3 separate regions of the Homo sapiens genome follow, and all the other regions are linked to region 1. A link is a loop called in an ENCODE intact Hi-C map of the cell type or tissue named here. Cell type or tissue: PC-3. All regions are shown on one strand.

What was found. Hi-C counts contacts between places; a loop is a spot of excess contacts. Peaks named below come from ENCODE experiments on the same cell type or tissue, not always from the same donor. Only the 100,000 strongest peaks of a DNase experiment are listed, where the experiment ranks them.
Region 2: it touches region 1 in a loop (3-fold over the local background); 4 of 110 quality-filtered maps call a loop at or near these places.
Region 3: it touches region 1 in a loop (12-fold over the local background); 4 of 110 quality-filtered maps call a loop at or near these places.

What each region holds. Positions count from the first base shown.
Region 1 is chr4:27,857,170-27,865,169 of GRCh38, forward strand. No RefSeq gene overlaps it. Among named protein-coding and RNA genes, the nearest start is that of LINC02261, 640 kb to the left of the region's middle. In PC-3, a CTCF peak has its summit at 4,303 (motif pointing right); a DNase peak (open chromatin) is centred at 4,352; H3K27ac peaks cover 468 bases.
Region 2 is chr4:27,681,625-27,689,624 of GRCh38, forward strand. All of the region lies in intron 1 of LOC105374548 (a long non-coding RNA gene), which reads left to right. Among named protein-coding and RNA genes, the nearest start is that of LINC02261, 470 kb to the left of the region's middle. In PC-3, a CTCF peak has its summit at 3,071; a DNase peak (open chromatin) is centred at 3,077.
Region 3 is chr4:28,220,280-28,228,279 of GRCh38, forward strand. The region is part of intron 2 of LOC105374557 (a long non-coding RNA gene); the gene reads left to right. Among named protein-coding and RNA genes, the nearest start is that of MIR4275, 600 kb to the right of the region's middle. In PC-3, CTCF peaks have their summits at 4,919 and 5,119; a DNase peak (open chromatin) is centred at 4,932.

The DNA.
Region 1 (8,000 bases):
GTTGATTTCGTATCCTACAACCTTCCTGAATTAGTTTATCTGTTTTGTTTTTTGATGGTGTCATTAGGTTTTCTAAGTATAACATCAGATTGTCTGTAAGCATGGCTAATTTGACTTATTTCCTTCCCATTTGCTGCCATTTCTTTCTTTCTTTTCTCTAATTACTCTGGCTGAGACTTCCAAAATTATGTTGAATAAAAGTGGTGAAAGTGGGCATTCTTGTCTTGTTCCAGATCTTAGAGGAAAGTCTTTCAATTTTTCCCCATTCAGTATGATGTTAGCTACGGGTTGGTTATGCAGGATCTTTGTTATTTTAAGGTATATTTATTCTATATCCAGTTTGTTAGGGTTTTTATCATCAAGGGATGTTGAACATTATTAATTTTTTGCCATCTATTTAAATTATTATGTGTTTTATGTTATTGGTTATGTTAATGTGATGTATCACATTTATTGATTTGTGTATGTCGAACCATCCTTGCATGTGTAGATGATTGGTCATGATGAATGATATTTTTAATGTGTGGTTGAATTCAGTTTACTAGTATTTTGCTGAGGATTTTTGCTTCTATATTTATCAGTGATATTGGCCTGTTGTTTTATCTTTTGTTGTATTCTTGTCAAGTTTTGACATCAGGGCAATACTGGCCTCATAGAATGAGCTTAGAAGTATTCAGATCTTTTCCAATTTTTTTGAATAATTTGGGTAGAAATAGTATTAATTCTTCTTAAATGTATGGTAGAATTTAGCACTGAAGTCATCAAGTCCAGAGCTTTTCTTTGATGGAAGACTTTTTATCACAGCTTTGATCTTGTTACTTGTTATTTGTTTATTAAAGTTTTCTATTTCTTCATGGTTCGATGTTGGTACGCTATATGTGTCCAGGAATTTCTTAGTTTCTTCTAGGTTTTTCAATTTGTTAGCATACAGTTGTACATAATAATCTCTAAAGACTTTTTTTTAAATCTGTTATTTCAGTTGTTATACATCCTTTTTTGTTTCTGATTTTATTTATTTGGTATGTTTTCTTATTTTATTTATTTATTTATTTGAGACAGGATCTTAATCTGTCACCCAGGCTGGAGTGCATTGTACAGTGGTATAATCTCTGCTCACTGCAACCTCTGCCTCTCAGGTTCAAATGATTCTTGTGCTTCAGTCTCCCAAGTAGCTGGGATTACAGGTGTGCACCATCACACCTGGCTAATTTTTGCATTTTTGGTAGAGATGGGGTTTTGCCATGTTGGCCAGGCTGGTCTCCAACTCCTGGCTTCAAGTGATCCACCCACCTCAGCCTCCCAAAGTGCTGGGATTACAGGTGTGAACCACTGTGCCCAGGCTTTTTGTTACTTTGGAAGCCTAGCTAAAGTTTTGTCAATTTGGTTTATGTTTTCAAAAAACCAACTTTTGTTTCATTGATCTTCTGTATTTTTTAGTTTCAAATTTATTTATTTATGTTCAGATTTTTCTTATTTCTTTGCTTCTACCAATTTCGGGTTGGGTTTGTTCTTGTTCTTTTTGTTCCTTGAGATACATCATTAAGTTGTTCATTTGTGGTCTTTTAACTTTTTTGATGTAGGTGTTTATTGCTATAAACTTCCTTCTTAGTACTATTTTTATTGTATTCCATAGATTTTCACATGTTGTATTTCCATTTTTATTTCAATACATTTTTAAATTTTCTTCTTAATTTCTCCATTAAACCGTTGTTGATTCAGGAGCATGCTGTTTAATTTTCATGTGTCTTTGCATTTTCTAAGGTTCCTCTGGTTATTGATGTCCAGTTTTATTCCATTGTGGTTAGAAATACTTGATATTCTTTCTATATATTTTTTAATTTCTTGAGACTTGTTTTGTGGCCTATGATATCATCTCGCTTGGAAAATGTTCCATGTGCTTATGAAAAGAATGTATATTCTTTAGCAGTTGGGTGAAATGTTTTATAAAAGTCAGTTAGGCCTGTGGTCCCAGCTACTCAGGAGGCTGAGGCAGGAGGATTGTTTCAGCTCAGGAATTTGGGCAGCAGTGAGCTGTGATCTTGCTACTGCACTCCAGCCTGGGTGACCAAGTGAGACTCTGTCTCTAAAGAAAAAAAAAAGTCAGTTAGACCTATTTGGTCCAGTGTGTATAGTGTGTAGCTGAACTCTGCTATCTCTTTGTCACTTTTTTTTTGAATATTCTGTTTGTGCTAATCGTGGGGTGTTGAATTCCCTTTATATAAATTGTATTGCAGTATATTCCTCCCTTTAAATCTATTGATGTTTGCTTCATATACTTGAGAGCACTCATGTTGGGTGCAAAGGTATTTATAATTGTTATATCCTCTTGCTAATCTGACGCTTTTATCATTATATAGTAACCTTCTTTCTCTGTTTTAACAATCTGTCTGTCTGTCTGTTTGTTTTACAGTCTTTTAACTTGGTCTGTTCTGTTTTGGTTTCCATTTGCATGAAATATCTTTTTCCACCATGCACAACCAGTCTGCCTGTCTTTATAGATGAAGTAGGTTTGTTGTAGGAAGCAAATAGTTCAGTCTTGTTTCTTAATCCATTCACACAGCTATGCCTTTTAATTGGAAAATTGAGTCCTATTAAATTTTTAAATTTTAATTTACATTTAGTTAGTACTGATAAGGAAGGCCTTAGTGCTGTCATTTTGTGCCTTGTTTTCTGGCTGTTTTGTAACTCCTGTCTTCGTTGTTTTTGTTTTGTTTTGTTTTTCTGTCTCACATTGCGGTTAAGGGATTTTCTCTGGTAGTATATTTTAATTGATTGCTTTTTATTTTTAGTGAACCTATTACATTGCATTGTGGTTACCATGGGGCTTTCAAAACACATTTTATACCAAGTTATTTAAAAGAAATGACAATTCATGTTAGATCACATAGAAAAGAATAGAAAACAAAAAGCAAATGGAAAAAAAAAAAACCTCTACACTATAAATTCTCCCCCTCCTCTCCAATATGTTGACTTCATGTTGTCTCCATTTACATATTTTATATTGCCTATCTCTTAACACGTTGCTGTACATATTATTGTTTTTGATAGAGTTTTCATTTGGGCTTTATATTAACTTTGTGAATAGATAGCACACCACAATTATATTATTAGAGTATTCTTGCTTTGTTTTTGTATTTAATTTTACCAGTGGGTTTTATATCTTGGAGGTTTTTTTTAATGTTAGTGTTTTATTCTTCAGATTGAAGAACTCTCTGTACCTTTTCTTGGAAGATGAGTCCGATGGTGGTAAATTTCCCAAACATTGTCTAAAAAACACTATATCTCTCCATATTTGAAGGATAGCTTTGCGGAATAGGAGTTTTATTCTTTCTTCCAGAACTTTGAAAATGTCATGCTACTCCCTCCTGTCCTGTATGGTTTCTGTTGACAAGTCTGTTGCCAGACAAATTGGAGGTCATTTATATGTTATTTACTTCTTTTATCTTACTTCTTATAGAATCCTTTCTTCTTCCTTAACCTTTGAGCATTTGATTATTATGCACTTGTAGTAGTCTTATTTGGCTCAAATCTGTTTTGTGTTTTCTGAACGTCCTTCAGTTGAATATTTATCTCTTTCTTAACTTTTGCAAAGTTTTCTGTTATTATTTATTTGAATAAGCTTTCTATACCTTACTTTTGCTCAACTCCTTCTTGAACACTAATAATTCTTAAATTTTGACTTTTTTTCTTTTTCTTTCTTTTTTTTTAACCTAGCCATTAACCACCTAATATAGATCTGGTCTTTTGAGGTAATTTTCTGTATCTTGTTTGCAATCTTTATGGCTTTTCATTTCTTTTTCTCTTCTGTTTTCAAATAACCTATCTTTGAGCTTACTCATTCTTTCTTCTTCTTGATGCACTCTAGTGTTGAGAGCCTTTGATTTTTTTTCAGTTCAGCGAATATATTTCTCAGTTCCAAAATTTCTCTTTGATTTTTTTAGTATATCAGTCTCTGTGTTAAATGTCTCATAAGTTTTTGAATTGCATTACTGTGTTATTTTGGAGGTCATTGATTTTCTTTAAAACTGCTGTATGAATTCTTGGTAAGAGAGTTCACATATCATTATCTCGTTAGGGTCAGTAACTAGTTCCTTGCTTTGTTCATTTGGGGAGGTGACAATTCACCATTTCTGTAGTTTTTTTGTGGATTTTCACCCACATTTGGCATTAAAGGGTTATTTCTTTCTTTCAGTCTTCTCTGTCTGGCTTTTTTGTTTGTTTTTTTAATTAGATACAATTGCTTACTCTTTGTAATTTACCTGTTGATCTTGTTTTTTCCCCACCAGCTCACTGCCTCTGTTTCAGCACTAGATGGTGCCTTAAGCCCAGGTTTGCTTTGGTTCTAGTAATCACATTGCCAAATGTGGGAGGTGCCAAAAGAATGCCCTGGAGTGCCAGAAAGCTTCCCAGGAGTTTGTGCCCAGGGAACCTGTGGAACAAACTTTCAACAGTGTGGTGCTACTGAACAGCTGTTCTGATTTGGCATCTTTTTCATCCGAATTATGGAGCAGAGTTTTTATAGCTGTGGATGGTCATCCCACCTCCCAATTTGGTCTCTGGCAGTCCTAAGGAATATTTATCCCTCCAGGCATTCTCAGTGCTTCCTATGGGTTGAGGCAGAAACAGTTCTCCTGCCAGAGAACACAATATATTGGGGAAATTGGTTGTCTGTCTCAATCTCCCTTTTTCCCGTGTAGAAACCGTGAGTTCGGGAAATTTTCCACAGGCTTTGTGCTGGGCACATTGCAGGGAAGTGCATTGTGAATGTAGAAGTCTGAATGTCTTACCATCTGCTGGAGGGTTTTTTTTTTTTTCTACTTCTCTGTGGCCACAGAAACTGACTCATTTTCATACTTGAGGTATAAAACGTTGCTAATAATAATCTCAGTGCTGTATATTTGTTTTGGGTTTCTGCGGGCCTGGGGAATGAAGCCTGCTTTCTTCTATGCCACCATTTTGGACCTTATTGAATTTCATGTGGCTCTGGGTAGCCATAACTGTTTTGAAAGAAAACAAAGTTAAGGACTTATGATTGTCAATTTCAAAACTTACTACAAAGCCACAGTAGTCAAACCAGTGTGGAACTGACATAAGCATAGATATATAGACAAGTGGAATAGACTTCATAATACAGAAAGAAATTTAAAATTGATTTTTGAAAAGAATGCAAAGACCATGGGGAATGACCAATTCACTCAAGAAGCAGAGCTGTGAAACTGGATAAACATATTCAAAAGAATGAGGTTGGACCCCTACCTCATGCCATATAAAAATTTTAACTCAAAATAGATTAATATTTAAATTAATAAGCTAAAACTGTAAGACACTGTAAGAAAATATAGAGGTAAATCTTCCTGACCTCAGGTTTGGCATGGATTCTTAGATTTGACACTGTAATCATGCACACAAAAAGTTAAAAATAAAAAGATAAACCTGACTTTTTAAAAGTTAAAACATTCATGCATCAAAAGATATTGTCAAGAAAGTGAAAATTCAACTTATGGCTTGGGGGAAATTTTGCAAATCATATGTGTGATAAGTATTGAATATCCAGAATCCATAAAATCTCTTATAACTCTAGCAAAAAACCTCAAACAACCCAATTCAAAAACAAGCAAATGATTCGAATAGATATTTCACCAAATAGGATATAAGCATCCAAGAAGTTCATGGGAAGATGTTCAACATCATTCACAATTAAGGAAATGCATATTATAACCACAATGAGATACCACTTTATACACACTTGGGTGGCTATAACCAAAACAATGGAAAATAAACGTTGGTAAGGATGTGGAGGTTGGAAGTCTTATACATTGCTGATGGGAATGTAAAGGGTGCAACCATTGTGGAGAACAGTTATATGGTTCCTCAAAGAGTTAAACATAGACTTATCATAGGACTCAGGAATTCTACTCCTAGGTATACGTGCAGGAGAAATAAAATATGTGTACATGCAGAAACTTGTCCATGATTGTTTATTGTCTCATATTCATAATAGCCTAAAGTGGCAACAACCTAGATCTATATTATTAGACAAATGGATAAACAAATTGTGGTACATATATACAATGAAATAATTATTCAGCCATAAAAAGCAGCAAATTTTGATAATGATACAACTTGGGCCAGCCCTAAAAACAATATTCTAAGGGAAAAAAACCACACAAAGGTTGCACATTGTACGATTCCTTTTACATAAAATATTCAAAATAAGCAGATTTATAGAGACAGAAAAACAGATCGGCAGTTTCCAGAGAATAGGTAAAGAGAAGATTTAGGATTGGCTAGTTTGTAGGCAGAGGGCTCTACTCTAATGATGAAAAGTTATGAAACTATTGTTGCACAACCTTGTGAACGCATTAAGTGCTGCTGAATTATATACTTTAATACTTTAATCTGATTTTTTATAAGTTATGTAAATTTCACTTTGATTATTTAAAAGAACCTTTTAAATGTAGTTCAGAATTGTCTTTCCTTAACTGCCCTTAAAATATCAAAGGAAATGAGTCCAAAATTCAGTCTCTCTAGTAACTTTTCTCCCAGGAACCTTCTCTTTTGTCCTCAAAATTCTCAATGTCTCAAAGAGCGAAGGAAAGAATCATTTTATCTTTGAAAATCCTATAATATTCCTAGGTGACATAGAGACAACACATTCTACCACTTATTTTCACCTTACACTGCCTCAGCATACAAAAATTGTACGGTGGTGAAACTTGATAACCTACCTCTTGACTTTCCTTTATCCCAACCTTTTTCTGTCTTACTAAGATCTCTTACTACCCAGCTGAGCTTAGTGCTGATACTCCAGCATAACTATTAGGAAGAGAGCAATTTTTAGATGCGAAACATTGAGTAATAAGCCTTTTGCATCTGCACACACGTTTATCACGTTTATATATTTGTGAGTATGCAGTACTTTCCTACATTTTATGGTGTTATCAAATTAGGTTATATTATCACTTCAAATAACTCTATCCTAATGGTTTACAGGTATGTAAGCACTTCTATTAATTAAACTTTCTAAAACTTCAGGGAATTGGACTTACAAAACTTTCAATGTGCCTAAAAGTATGCCTTTAGAAACTAACATGTTTTAAGACTTTGACCACTTTATTTAGGAATTTTTGTTTGCAAACAAGACTAATTTAATATGCTTCGTTTAATAAATCAACTGTCTTCTGATTTACCCGTGTCAAATAAAAAAACAGATATGCATTTTACCCCACTTGGATAGTTCTTCTTCAGGTTATGCTGGTTTACTGTTTGACTAAGATAGCATTGCATCTACTAGATCATTAAGATCATAAAAATTGTAAATTTGTGCTCAACCAAATTAAAGCATTATTCTGACAACTCTATTTCAACAATCATATTTTGCAGTGGGTAAACTTGAGGATAGTTTTCAAGATCATTAGGTAACTTAAAACTCTGAACATATGCCAAATTATGTTATTTAATGGATATTCATTGCATAACTGGATCATTTCTAAGCAAGAAAAATACTGAAGTATTAAATACAGAGCATAATTTAAATTTATATACTTTTGGCCTCATTTTTAATATTTTTACAGAGATAGACTGTATATATATGTGTATATATATACACACACACACACATATACATATACACATATATATATATACACACACACACAATCATTTTTGTACCTTAGAATTTGCACTATAAAGAATGTGGATGGCTATAAAAAAAGTCCTAAGATGTATATTTATAGGTTTTGCTGGTCTAATTCAAAATGCTGGTATATGACAGTTTAAAATTAACTACTTCTTAGTTTTCTTTGTGAAATTGAACTTACTGTGGTTAAAAGCTCTAATTACTATATATGAATGAGAGGATCATAGGAGCCATAATACAGAGAGGAACAATTTTTTATGGAAGGTATAAAATATGTGTTAAGGGAAAAGAAAATATTACTGCCCTAAAGTAAATTGACTATCCTAGAATGACAAAGAAGAAAGTGTAGGATAAAATCTGA
Region 2 (8,000 bases), 180 kb before region 1:
TTTCCTTAAACCCTATTGCTCTGAATTTAGTCATATAGCCACACTTTGGTACGGTGATGCTAAGAAATGTAGTCTTTATGTTAGGTGGCCATATGATCAGCTAAACTTTCTAATAGTATAAAAAAGAAGAGAGGGCATATACAAATTGGGAGATAAACAGTAGTTTCTCTCATAGACCTGATAAACATATTATGTTTGCTTTTAGTTGCGGAAGAAACTTGCTAAAATATTCTGCCACTTATTTTGCCATTAATATATAGAGATAGTGACAAACTTAAGATGAAATGCAACATAGAACATGAAGTCAATTGGAAATACATATTATTTATTCCTAAGTGCATCTTAGACATCTGTAAGTTGGATTTGTAATTGATGTCTGATGTTAGATCACAAAGAAATGAAGGTATGTTATCTAAGAAATTTTTTTTGCCAGTGGTCCTATCTCCAACACTCCTTCCTTGAATGGACATTAAAATACCTATGCATAAACCTTCACCATATTAATAGAAATTAAAAATGCAAAAATCATGCAGAAGCACATGGAGTATTTTGTTCACAGGTTGAAATTTTGTCAGCTGTGTATGAATAGAATGACTTTGACCTATAAAATAAAAGATTTTGTTAAAGCTACTAGACTCTCTTTCCTCTGTTTCAGTGAAAAGGATCAGATGAGCAGCCTCCTTTTGTCTAGGAGAAAAGAAGAAAAAGTGAAAATTGCACTGTGATCTGTGGAATGGAAGTTTGATGGGAAAGTACAAGAGAGTTTAAAAGCAAGAAGGAAAAGTGAATTTATGAAACAGCTGGGAATGGTAGCAAAGAGAGTGAAGGGTTAAGTGGAATTTCTAGAGTTGTGATTTAACCAACAGTAAATGGCTAATATGATGAAATTAGGAATGTTTTCTACTCATAATGAGTTGCCTCTTAAACCTGCTTGTTATGAAAGTTTATTTCTGTATGCACTGACTCTTGTTTCTAAATGATTTTATTTAAATAATCTACATCACAAAACCTTTGGCAATTTATTTCTTCTGTCTATACATTTAGTAAATTCATAATTGATATGCCAGCATTGGGCTTTTTCAATGCACTGCCATGGACATATTCGGTTAATGTGTGATGCCAGAAGTGAGATAACAATATTTGTTCGCCCCTGTCTTTTTTAAATCTCTGCATTAAGTTTAAAAATTAAAATATGGATATATCTTATCAGAAAAAATTAAACTTGGACTCATACATCATATTCTTAATGACAATTTTGAAAATTTTCTTTTGGAACTTTTATTTTCATTTTCTGCCTAACTCATTTTTTTTTCTGTGAGTCTGGCTACTTGGCAACAGCATCCTTTCTTCCTAAATCTTAGTAAATACTTTTTAAAGATGACATGATTATGAAAACTGTTATCTGGAAAATAAATGGACTAAGTTTGACAGGGCGGACTAGTTACAAATAAATACTTGGTCTGTTCTAGTTATGCACCATCACAGAATCAGAGGGTCAGAGCCAGAAGTCCTTAAAGGTTTGGTGATCAAATTCTCCCACAATGCACAGATAACGAGAGAGAACATCATGTTTGCTTTCATTGTTATTTCCATTTTTTTATGCCAACATCAGAGCATACAAAGCATAAAGAACAATCCAGAGATAGCAGAGGGGTTTCTTTCTAAAAGAGCTTCTCATTCTTTCAGGTGAATTCTAGCACTGGGTAAAGAGTTTACACAATTTATGTAAACTTCCCATAAAAGAAACTGAATGTTTTATTCTTTTACTTAATTTCTTTTGCCTCACGCATAACACATTTGTCTACAACTCTAGTCGTATGAACAATAAAGATATAATAAAGTATCTTAACTTATTGTTCTCCCTGGACTACACATTTTGGGAAAGGTTAATTTTCCTAAAGGAAATTAACATGTTGAATAGACCCCCTACCACCAGACACCTCTATCTGAATGTCAAGTAGAAATCTCAAATTCGAAATGTCTAACATAGAACTCCTGATCTCCTCTCCAAATCAATTGTTTAGGACAAAAGTCAAGAAGTTGTCTTTAAGTCTTCTCTTTCTCTGTTACCTCATACCCAATTCATGGGCAATGCATATTAACTCTACCTTCCAAATTTATCCCAAATCCTGCCACTTCTTACTACCTCTGTTATTAGTGGACTTGGGGAAGGCACAGTTATCTCTTATATGAATCTCCACAAAAGCTTCCTAACTGGCTTTCCTCATTCCACACTTCCTTTATGCTCTTTTCTTCTCTTAGAGGTCAAGATAATCTTTTCAAAAAGTAAATCCTAGCCAGGCACATTGGTGTGTGCCCGTAGTTCCAGTTATCTGGGAGTTTGAGGCAAGAGGATCACTTGAGCCCAGTAGTTCAAGGCCAGCCTGGACAACGTAGTGAGACCCACATCTGAAAAAAAAAAACAAAACCAAAAGAAAACAAGCAAAACAAAACAAAACAAAAAAACAGGAAATCCTTCCTCATGATCCCTAGCTCTAAGAGGAGGAATTTAGGCATACTTAAGAAAAAAATGGATGCTGGGGGAAAATTGGAGGCAGTGGACAAGAAATAGTAAATATTACTACAGAGTGGAGGGAATAAAGCTAATACCCCTTATGAGTTTAATGTCTTTCTGAAGAGTTTAGTTGTGCTTAATTTATTTTGGGGGATAGTGTAGAAAGCCTGAGAGTGTTTGATAACCTGGAGGACTTCCATAAAGAAAGTTTATTTAAAAATAGCAAGAGAGAAAAAAATGCATCGTTTTGTTGTTGTTGTTGTTTCATTATTGTTTTTAAACAAAGACTTGCTTTGAGTTAAAAATCAGATTATACAGTGTTTAGATCAGGGGGTGTGACAGAACAAGCTGCCAAGTATTTTTGACCTGGGGTAGTTTTAAGTTATTTGTAACAAAAGTAGCTCAAAGAAGGAGGAGAGCTCACCCTTGAAGAGCAAAACACTTTAAAATAAGTTCAAACAAATTTTTGTTTGTTAGTAAGAGGCAGGTGCTGACAGGGAGCGGTGCAAGCACAGGATACAAGCGCTGAGGAAGGCTGCCATCCTTCTCTGATGTCAATAGATGGCGGTGGTGCACCAGAAGAGAGTCGGGAGGTTTCGCCTGAGGCCTGCAGGAGCTAGTTTATGCAGGTACATGCTGAAAAAGACACTATTTTGTCTGAGGAACTGTAAATTGTATTCATGATTCACATATCATTATTAATTCATTTTGTATTCATTATCATACGGCAGATTCATTTGACATTTATGCAGATGTCAGAGTGTAGGCACTTCCAGGAGCGATCTGTGCAGGTTCAGACCAGGCTGTGTGCAGGCTTTCATGGAAGCATGAGCGGAAAGAAGAAATGCTTTTTTAACCACAACAATATTAGACTGGAAATTGGGCCAGGGATTGCCCAACTAAAGGCTTTCAGTGCCTAGTTCTGTGACTACTGCGTGTGCTCACTACTTCCCCCTGCATATTTTTTTGGCAGATTAAGTCTGGCAGATGAGAATCTCCCAGTTTAGAGAGCTCTGAGCAAGATAAAAATTTAATAATCTTATTGTTGACCCTGCCACTTAGGGTAGAACAGATAATCCTTTAATAATGCACTTCAAAAGTCTGGTTTGCATAGTCAGAGACCAGAGGCAGCCTGGTATAGTGGAAAGAAAGCCTTTGAGACAGGAAAACGATGGATTCTGGTGTTGGCTCTGCCACTAACTAGCTCTGAGACTTTGGGAAAATCAATTAACCTTCCCAGGTCTCAGCCTCTTAATCCATAAAATGAAGGGACTACATGATATCATCCCAAAAGTCTCCTTTAGTGCTATAAATAACAAGATTTTTTGACAGAAAAAAAACACATAAAAGATTGAGTTTTGAAACGCTAACATTTCTTTGTGACCTACTTCAAATCAGATGAGTTGTAAAGCTTGCTATGAATTGTAAAGCATATATCATCTGTGAGTAAATGCACCTCAAGCAGTTACAAGTGTGATTTATCGCTGGTGGCTGGTACGGTATCACATGTAACTGACAGTACTTGGTCTTGAAACCTTTCTTAAATTTCAGAGATGACAGAATAGAAATTTTGAGAAGGAGGTCTAACTCCAGGACTCTTCTCACAAATGAACACAATTTGACAAATTTTATGTCGTGCTGTGGCATGCACTTTACAAATGTGTGAAGAGATTATCTATCTCGCAACATCCCCAAACTCTAAACTAGATTTTCCGCAGTACTCAAGTAGCTCTAGCAATAAAGCAGATGCTCAGAGACACATATTAACTCTTCAAAGACAGCAGGCTCTTCCCTCCTCTGAAATATGAAAATTTAGTTCTCTGAAATGGTTTATATACTCTCATGTGTTCCCTGATTGACACAGGAGATAGTGAACCAATTGGCCAGTTTGCAAATAAAGTACACTAATATTGAGCAGTTAAATAGATTATGTGATTAAAGGTAACCAGGGAAAACCATATTTGGCTGTTTTTAAAAAGAGATGGCCAATAAACATGATAGGGATGTATACTTTGAATTTCAAAACCTTGGACAGGGCTTCAAAGAAGAGATTTTTATAAAAGAGCAACTGTCAGAAAAGGGAAGGATGTTTTGTCATAGATCTCATACTTCCATCTCTTTGGAAGTGAATGGATGGATGAGGCATGAAAAGAACAATCCCTCAGGCATCAGTGTTGATACTCATTGTTTAATCTGATTATCCAAGATCAGATGGAGGAAGTGTCTGTGTTCTCGCATGTCTGCAGGTGATGTTAAGCTCTTCAATGCTATTCAATACTGGATGATTGGAAAAGTCGAATGAGAATTTCATTAGATTAAAAGGATTGAAAAATAAGAAGGAACTTTATTTGACATACTCTAAGCAGCCACTACATGCCCAGAACTCTGCTAGTGTAAGAAATACCAAAATGCTAAAAAAAAAAAAAACCAAACCCAAACACAACAAAACAAACAAACAAAAAACCCCAGCTAAGAGAAGATTGACATACCATCAAAAACTCACTATTGCCACTATGAAAAGTGCTATCCTAAGAGATGTTGGGAGCAAGGAGAGAGGGAGGGCATCTAGAAGGATTGCTGAGGACTTCTAGAATAAAACAAGGCTGGAGAGGTAAGTGGCTGAAGGATGGGTAGAAGTAATCTAAATTAAATCGCAGGAGAAGCAGTGTATGGAAAGGCTTGAGAAGCTAAAAGTACATAGTATCTATTGAACATTCATTACCATAGTGTAACAGAGAAAAGAAAAATAATACCTGAGAGTGAGTTGTAGGACATGTGGTTAAAGAGGGAGACAAGGACCAGTTCGGAGGGATTGAATGTGAGAACGGTAGATGCTTTTATGTGAGATCTATCTAGATCCAATTTTTAAAAATAATTTCAACTTGTATTTTGCATTCAGAAGGTATATGTGCAGATTTGTTACATGACTATATTGTGTAATGCTGAGGTTTGGGGTACGAGTGATGCCATCGCCCAGGTAATGAGCATACTAACCAATAATTAATTAACCCTTCCTCCTCCCATCCTCTAGTAGTCCTCTGTGTCTATCATTGCCATCTTCATGTCCATAAGTACCCAGCATTTAGCTTCCACTTATAGGTAATATCATGGGGTATTTGGTTTCCTGTTTCTGCATTATTTTGGTTAGGATAATGGCCTCAAGCTGCATCCATGTTGCTGCAAAGAATATGACTTCATATTTTCTATGTCTGCACAGTATTCCATGGTATATACACATATATACCACATTTTCTTCATCCAATCTACCATTGATAGACACCTAGGTTAATATCACGCCTTTGCAATTGTGAATAATGCTGGGATGAACGTATGAGTGCATGTCTTTTTGGTAGAACAATTTATTTTCTTTTGGATATAGACCCAGTAACAGGATTGATGGTCTAAGGGTAGTCTGTTTTAAATTCCTTGAGAAATCTCCAAACTGCTTCCCACAGGGGCTGAGCTAATTTGCATTCCCACCAACAGTGTATGAGCATTCCCATTTCTCTGCATCCTCACCAGCATCTGTTGTTTTTTAACTTTTAATGATAGCTATTTTGATGGGTGTGAGATGGTATCTCATTGTGGTTTTGATTGGCATTTCTTTGATGATTAGTGATGCTGCACACTTTTTTCATATGTTTGTTGGTCGCTTGTATATCTTTTTTGAAAAGTGTCTGTTCATGTCCATTGTTCACTTTTTAATGGGGTTATTTGTTTTTTGCTTGGTGAACCATTTAAGTTTCTTACAGATTCTGTATATCAAATCATTGTCAGATGCATAATTTGTGAACATTTTCCCCCATTCTGTAGGCTGTCTTTTTACTCTGTTGATAATTCCTTTTGCTGTGCAGAAGCTCTTTCATTTTATTAGGTCACAATTGTCCATTTTTGTTTCTGTTGCAATTGCTTTTGAGGACTTACACATAAATTATTTCCCAAAGCTGATGCTCAGAATGGTGCTTCCCAGGTTTTATTCCAGGATTCCTGTAGTTTGTGTTCTTACATTTAAACCTTTAATTGATCTTGAGTTAGTTGCTGTATATGGTGAAAGGTAGGAGCAAAGTTTAATTCTTCTGAATATGGCTACCCAGTTATCCCAGTACCATTTATTGAACAGAGAATTCTTTTCTCATTGCTGATTTTTGTCAACTTTGTTGAAGATCAGATGGCTGCAGGGATATGGCTTTATTTGTGGGTTCTCTATTCTGTCCCATTGGTCTCTATGTTCGTTTTTGTACCAGTACCATGCTGTTTTGGTTACTACAGCCTTATAGTTTAAAGTCAGGTAATATGATGCCTCTTGCTTTGTTCTTTTTTCTTAAAATTGCTTTGGCTATTCAGGGTTTTTTATGTTGTTGTTGCTCCACATGAATTTTAGAATAGTTTTTTTCTAACTCTGTGAAAAATGACATTGGTAGTTTGATAAGAATAACATTGAATCTGTTGATTGCTTTGGGTACTGTGGACCTATTAACAATACTGATTCTTCCAATCCATGGGATGGAATGTTTTTTCATTTGTTTGCATCATCAATGATTTTTTTTCAGCAGTGTTTTGGAGTTCTTTGTGGCTATCATAAGTGGGATTATGTTCTTGATTTGTTTCTCACCTTGAATGTTATTTGTGTATAGAATTGCTACTGATTTTTGTATATTGATTTTGTATCCTGAAACTTTACTGAGGTTGTTTATTGGTACCAGGAGCCTTTTGGCAGCGTCTTTAGGGTTTCCTAGGTATAGAATCATATCTTCAGTAGAGACATACAGTTTGATTTCTTCTTTTTCTATTTGGATACATTTTTATTTCTTTCTCTCGCCTGATTGCTCTTGCTAGGACTCCCAGTACTATGTTGAACAGGGGTGGAGGGAGTGGGCATCCTTCTCTTGTTCCAGTTCTCAAAGGTAATGGTTCCAGCTTTTACCTGTTCACTCTAAAGTTGGCTGTGGGTTTGTCATAGATAGCTCTTATTATTTTGAGGTATGTTCCTTTGATGCCTAGTTTGCTGAGGGTTTTTATCATGAAGGGATGTTGAATTTTTTTGAAAGCTTTTTCTGCATCTATTGAGATGATCGTATGGTTTTTGTTTAATCTGTTTATGTAGTGAATCACATTTATTGATTTGAGTATATTGAATCAACCTTGCATCCTAGGAATAAAGTCTGCTGGATCATGATGAATTAACTTTCGGTAGTGCTTCGGGATTTGGTTTGCTAGAATTTGGTTGGGGATTTTTGCATCTATATTAACCAGGGATATTGGCCTGTAGTTTTCTTGTTTTCATTGTCTTTGCTAGGGTTTGGTATCAGGGTGATTCTGGCTTTATACAATGAGTTAGAGAGAAATCCCTCCTCCACGATATTTTGGAATTGTTTTTGTAGAATTATTACAGGTTCTTCTTTGTATGTCTGCAGGATTATGCTGTAATTCATCTGATCCAGGGCTTTTTTTGTTGTTAGGATTTTATTACCGATTCAGTTTCAGA
Region 3 (8,000 bases), 360 kb after region 1:
AGTATTTCAATATGCTTTTGGAGATAGTTATCCATCTATTGAGTACATTTATCGACAATCTTTTTTTTTTTTTTTTTTTTGAGACAGAGTCTCACTGTGTTGCCCAGGCTGGAGTGCAGTGGCGGGATCTCGGCTCAATGCAAGCTCTGCCTTCCGGGTTCACGCCATTCTTCTGCCTCAGCCTCCCGTGTAGCTGGGACTACAGGCTCCTGCCACCATGCCCGGCTCATTTTTTTGTATTTTTAGTAGAGAGTGAGTTTCGCTGTGTTAGCCAGGATGGTCTCGATCTCCTGACCTTGTGATCCACCCACCTTGGTCTCCCAAAGTGCTGGGATTACAGGCGTGAGCCTCCACGCCTGACCTATTGACAATCTTTTATTGCGTCATGTATATAGTGACCAAAACAATCACTGTTCTCTGTGAATTTATCATTCATTCTCAATTTCTCAATTTATATTGTATATGAATACTGATCAAATTATTATATTAAAAAAAATTAATATTTATAGATAACATACAGATTAGATACCATAACTAGACATATAAACATTGTATGCATACACATATTGCAATCTACAATGTTATGCTATATACGTTGTCATTTACAAACATTAGATTAATCTTTTATGTCATCATTTGATAACCATTTACTGTTTTTGAAATCTTTGAGCCAAGGACTGCTTTGAAGAAATGTATAGCTAACTATATAGACAATGTTCCCCTTTTGTTTACTTCATGCCCTCATATCTAATGAACATCCATAAAAATGAACTTCAGTTTGCTATCTCTCATGTTGAACCACCTTGAGGACAAGATATAGAGTCTATGATGTTTCAGTATTAGAGAAGCTGGAGATACCAAGTCTTTCAGGATTGAGGATCATCACTGTCTTTCTCTATAGTATCATTAATAAGGATTTGATCTCGATCTACATGTCGTCTTCCAAAAAGACTGTCGAATGCAAACTTTAAACTGCATAAGGTAAAATCTATCCATAAATGCTCCACTTGAGATTTACAGTGGATTTTTTTTTTTTTTTTTGCAGAAATCTCTACTTTCCATTTGGATACAATTAGTAACTAAAGCCACGTTGATTTTTCCTTTCTTGCTCAACTAATGTTATTTGTTTGGTTGTTGTTTTTATTGTACATTACTGAGAACATTTTCAAGTCAGTTTGTACTCTTAGATAACTTGTAACTCAAGATATAGGCGGTTATTTAATATTTTGTCCCTGAGTCTGATCTTTTGTCTTTCTCTAATATCTGTTGTTTTATCCAGTTCCAACCTGTTCACTTCCCCTTGTCGATTATTTGCATGAATTGAAAAGCATTTCAAACTCTTGCCAAATCTTTTTATCTTAGTGTTTCTCAACCTTAATCTATTTTCCTGTACTAAGTCTGTAATTCTGTCTCCACATTCTTTTCTACCCCATGAACTTATCTCTAATCACAGGCATTTTTCATGCATAAAGCCTGTAATACCTTGTGTTACTATTCATGCCATGTGCTCTCACAGATTCAGGAGATCAGCATTTATATTAGCACTCTGGGCCACATGAATCTATTTTCCCAGCTAAAAAATCTTCCTGTAGGTATGTGCCAAATGAGGGAGAGTGTCTGTAAACAAGTTTGTGTGACAACTATCACTGTTAATGCTATTTTTAAAAGTCATTTTCAGACAATATTGTCATTTGCAACAGGATTCAAAAAAAAAGAACAAATTGGACTAGAATATGAGTATCTCCTACCTTTTCACCTGACCTATGTGATTTCCAGATTTTATAGTTATCCCCTTCTGTTTAAGACACTTGACTCACACCTAAAGAGACAGCTCAGACACTAGCGCCTGCCTTAAGTAGGTGGTTCAGAGAAATGCTTAAACCAGCCGTCAGAACACAATATCAAGTACCTATTGTTCTAATTCTGACTTTGCTTCTTTATCTGATTGTACTGATTTTTAACTTACCCACCTGAGAGAATTCTCTAAATAACAGCATGCATAGTATCTTTTCATTTCCAGGACCTTGGTCCTACCTTCCTTATGCCATTTCCTCCTCTCTCTGCTATCTCCCCTCTTTTCATTCCTCTGTTATAGAGCAGGGGCTTTATATTAGAATCTAGCTTGTTAAAATTAGAACCACAACACCTCATGCCAGGGTTTCTAATTCATAATGCCTCCTCCTTTGTTTGCCAGAACTCTGCTATAAGCTCTGTGGGGACATCCTGCAATATAACTTTAGCCTTCCAGCTACATAGGCCCACATTGCTTTTTCCTGCACCCACCTGAGTACCAGGTATAGAGGCTGCTTATACTTCTTTTTACTTCTTTATATGTCTCATACTTCCTTTGACTGGTTCCCCAGAGCCTATGCACTTACAGTGGGGAGAATTAATTCCAAGACCTCCCACTTATTCATTGGCAAATTGAATTGAAATTATCCTTGACTATAAATATGGCCATTTGGGTACTAGCTATGTCTCCTTTATTTTTCCTATCTTACCATGTTGATGTGTGTGATACTCACACTTTCCTCATTGAGCCATCTCCCACTCTCTTTTGTTCTTCCTGTTGATTTTAGCCTCTCGGTTTCTTTCTATTTCATTTTCCTTCCCATGTGGTTCAGGCTTTCATGCATCATTAATTAATTAATTCATTCATGTAACCAATATTTAACAAACACATGTGCCTGCACTGTTTAAAGTACAGGGGATGCAAAGATAAATAAAACAGACTGTTCTCACTGAGATTTTGTAAGATGGACTATAAAAGGTAAATAGAGAAAAGTTACAATAATTTGTTATTGCAATAAATTTCAGAAAGGAAATAAAATGGCATGATGTGCTGGAATTAAGAAACGATGAGAACAGGGAAAGGAGTTGCTTTACCTTATATGGTCAGGACCAGTCTTGGGACCAAGGATTTGAAGCAAAAATTTGATTAAGTGAAGAAGTGAGCTCTTGAAGAAGATCAATGTTCCAGGAAAAGAAAGATAAAGCAAAGGGCTTGAGGTAGAAAAGGGTTTAGTTTTTAGAAAAAAACAAGAAAACCTGACTAAAGTGGAGTGACTGCACAGGAGTATGAGTATGCAGTGAGTTTACAGATATTATTAAGACCTTGTAAAACATGAATAAAAGTTCACATTTTATTTTTAATGAAATGAGAAGTCAAACGAGGAGTCAAACCAGGAAGTTCAGATTTTCAATTTCAGCCAATGCAGTAGTCCAGGTGAGAAATGATGATGTCTTGGATCTGGGAAGTGTTAGTGATGACGGACAGAAATAGACAAATACTTGGGTATATTTTGTCAAGTTGATACATCATCTAATGATTCTCTGGGGAATTTCATTCATGTCTCAGTGCTCCTTTATAATTTTTACATCTTCATAATATAGTCCAAGGTTTTACATCACATGCAGATTGATTCAATTTGGATATTCACAGTGTTCTCTGCTTCAGTAACCATTTGTTTTCTGGGAAGAATAAAATTATTTAGGAGTAGAGAAAAATATTCATAACCAGCCAACATTGACAGGTAGAATAAAATGATAGGCCAATGGAAGATTTGATTGTTGAAAAGGAATGAAAAGAATTATAAATGAAAATGGCAATATTTTAAAGAGAAGATAAATCAACATTGTATACAATAATTCATGACCTTCAACATGAGTATAAATAATTTAGCTTGATATAAAAGATAATATTGAAGAAACACATTTTCGCATTGTCTTCTCCCGAAATAAGATAAAAGCCCTAAAATGTAAAATACATTAGTTCATGGCTCCCTAATGCTTATAGTACACCATTTAAAAGTTCAGCACAGTATTCGAGGCCTTCCAAAAATCTATCCTGCTAACCCTTATTTGTTATTATTTCTAACACATAACTCAAGCTTTTTCTACATTTAATTTTTTCATTATTCTCTGACTACTTCATACATTCTTTTGAGAAGTACTCACCTTTACTACTTCCCTACTTAGAATGTTTCCTCTTTTATTCCAACTCTAAAAATACTGCTTCATATACCACAACAGATATCACCATCTCTATGAAAACTACTCTGAGAGTGACATTGACTTCTTTTGCCTCTATAATCCCACAGCACTTGCTATAAATCTGTCTAATTTCTATTTAGGTAAATGTATATCTCTGTTGTATCCACTGACTTGCAAACTGTATAAAAACACATACATCATTTACTTTTTTCTTTGTACAATGACTACACAGAACAGCACATTTTGTGCAATAGGCTCCCAAAAATATGTGGCAAATTGAATTAAAATCTTATTTCACATAACCATAATCTAACCCACAAACCACAACTACTAAATTAATTTATAATCTGGAATGAAAGCAGGAACCATTTTGTTGTACTGTTCTTAGAGTCACTCATCAAGGCAGACTACATTAGTAACTTCATAGAGACTACAGTACAGTTTATATAGCATTCATACATTTCTTTGGTCTCGTAATAGTGGGAAGATCACATCCTTCATAAATGTTCATGACCATAATCATCAGCATCATGTTAGTAACAATAATAGAAGGCATGACAGATGATTTGCTAGCCATTCTCCTTCATTTTCTAAATTAATCCTACAGCACTGGTTTAGCAAGGTAGTTGCTAATTCCATTTTGGAAGGAGAAAATAAAGTTGAGAGGGGTTAAGTGAGTTTCCCAAGATCACTCAGTTAGAGAATAGCAGAGGGGAGATATAATTCCAGCTCTGTCTGATCCCAGAATACTTGCTCTTTCTCTGTATTACACAGACACAGAGAAAACAAAGCATCATCTTAGAAAAGGGCAGGTCTGCACATTAAGTCTCTGTTGCCTGCTCTAAGAAGCAGAGAGGAGGGCCTGCATGCCCTATATACCTATAAACCTGTGATGTTGGGTAGGTATTAAAAAGGTTTGCTGTTGGCCAACCACTAAGGGGCAGTGATACATAACAATCGGCACCTTGTGGCTCTGAGCAGCAAGTCATGGCAGCTATAAGTCCATTGCAGAAAAAAGAATTGAATCCTCTTGGTTTTATTTCTCAGTAGAGAACTGGAGCAGAAACAAAGCAAAACACTTTGTCTCCCCCCAGGATCTAGTTATACCTTTTACTAAGACAAACACATCACATTCAATTCTCCGATCTCATTGCTGATGAGAGAGAAATACATTCAGAGAACCAACTGGAGCATCCAAATATCCCTCACACAAAAATAAGCAGTGGCTTTGTTTACAGATCTCTTTCCTTTCTTTACCACCGTCCTATGCTCATAGAGGCAAGCAAGTTAACTTGTATGAAAACATGTTCTCTTTTTGTTACTGAAGTTTAAGGTTTCAAATGGGCTATAATGTCTGAATGCTTGGACCCTAGCAATTAGGGTACTGGTAGTTAATGTCCTTCCAGCTCTGTCAGCTCCAGCTCCTTTACATAATATCCTCAAATATTGCTTTTATGCTGGACAAGGTTGGATGCATAGAAATTGCTATTATAAAGGTTAGAGGGAAAATCCTTGTACTAGAGTTGACATGCTGTATTGATCCATATGAAATCCAACCATTACTGAGACAGATGGGGGAGCTCTGAGACTCTCAATCCAAAAATTGCATCCGTTATTGCTGATGCTGCTGTACATGCTGACAATAGCTACAGTCTGAAAAGCAGGGTTTACATGCCTGAAATAAATTGTTTTGATTAGAACCTTTAGGAGAGAAAGTCATAAGGTACAGTTTTATTGACTACTTGCCAAACAACACGGACCCATGCACCGTAAGCTTGTTTTGCTCTTGTAAGTCAAGCAACAACTAGGCTTTTATTTTCTAACATTATGGACTTAGAGTATAATATATTGTCATTTACTTTGAATTATTGCACACGTGGCATTTTAGGAAATGGTATTAATTTTCAAGTATTGCTGACTTCTCTTCATATCTTTGCTTGTGTATTTGCTTGTTTCCTTATAGCAGGTATACTTTAATTTTGTGTGATAAAATTAGACTGCTTTGATTGTGTGATAATCCATTAAGTGTTGTGGCCAACAAAGTGAGTTCAGAAAGCTGCTACTGGGCCCTAAGAAACAAATTGTAAGGAGAATAATTATATAACTAACTATATTAATAATGCCTTTTTTGTTCTCTCCTCTGAAGCTTATTTTTTTTTCTGTGCAGAGAGCTTTCTTTTAATCTATTGCTGTTTTTCCAAAACAAAACAATTCAGTGCAATCAACCAAAAAAATTGGACAAATGGTTGTAAAATGCAAAATGAGAAGCCAGCATCCTTGTTGTCTGAAGTTGGACCTGTGTTACTTTATCCCTCACTAAAGCAATTCATCGTGATGTTCTTTTCCCATTGAAATGCATGGAGCTCATTCTTCTTTCTTACATTCTTAGCATGCATATGTGAATTTCAGTGTTGGCTCTTACAGATAGAATAGAGAGTACAGAAAGTTCACTCTAAGTACTACTTATAATGATACAATTCCTGTATCTGTTACACCTACGTGAAAACAAACATCTTGCCTAGAGAGAACGAGGGGTGCATGTTTTCCATACAACCACTTTTATGAATACATAAAATTAAGTGCATGAATAAAAGGAAACTACATGTATTATATAATATATTTTATGATGAGCACTGTATTGCCTGTTTTACGTATATTATATACCAAATTTTGTCTAATTTACTGAAACAAAGAAAAATAATAACTAACAAATATATATAGTGTTGTGCCCATTAAGTGCAAACTTGACTTAATCAGTCTTGTATTTATTAATCCAACTACATCCTAACTTTGTTCAGATTAATTAATCAATTAGTAAAATGCAAGTAGAACATGATGACTGCCCTCTAGGATTTTATAATCCATTCAACAGATATGAATCATTGCATTCCGTTGTTAGCTGGGAAATACTAAATGTCAAATGATTATTAAAGCTATGTACTAAGATATCAACAAAGGCCAGATATTGCTAGCTGAATAGAATAATACTTTTGTCTCATACAACAAATGCCTGTTTAAAAAAAAAAGGGCATGTATTAATTAATGTGGCAGCACCAGTATATACAGCTAACATTTGACCAATAGCATTTCAAGGTTTCATAAATTGTTCTTAATATGTGCTGACACCACCAGATTCTAAAATGGTGAGATCCAGGGTCTCAATTTTTAAAAACTCATTTGAATGACAAGTTGCCTAGCTTTCAGTTTATATGCCATAGGAGAGCTAAAGGTAGAATTAAATTTGCTAGAATCTGAACCTTGGATTTGGGGTTAGCATTGAAGTCTGGACCACAAACTATATTTTTCAATACCCAGTCTGCACTACCAGGCACCCACAGTAATGCTAATTGCAAGGGTCCTGTCATCTTTCTAAAGTGTTGCATGAAGTTTTATCACCATTATCATTACAGGATAAATAAAAAAGATTATTACATGAAACTAGTTAACACTTGTCCATATGTCAGAATGGCAGGTGTGTTCATAAGTGGCCCACTTACCTAAACAACTTACTTAATCTGTTTACATTCTTCAAGAATTTCAGACCATTGTATGCAGCAGGAATATGTAGTAGTCTCACTGCAATGCAAGAGTTAAATCCTGTCTCTGCTCTTAAGCAGCCAGGAGGGTCATAAGCATTGAAACAAATGGAGCATCATTTATTACCACTGTCTCCTCTGCTGTGTTTTTGAGAGGAAGTATTGGCACTTACTTTGCAACCGATTTGATCTTCTGTTCTCTGAGGAAATGCTGTCACTGGTATTATTTACTCTCTGAGCAACAAATCCTCATAAATTATAATGGTTCTCCAGACAGCCATTTACAAATTTAATCAGGGATGATTTCCTTGCCTTTTTCAATTATCCCCAAATTATATTCAGGCACTGTCCTGTGCCGCATTTATTTCAGAAATACAACTACAACAAGCTTCCAATCTAAAGATACATAGCTGGTAGCCTGTTGAAAAAAAAAATGTTATTCCTCCTGCCTAAGAGTATAAAAGTGCTGCA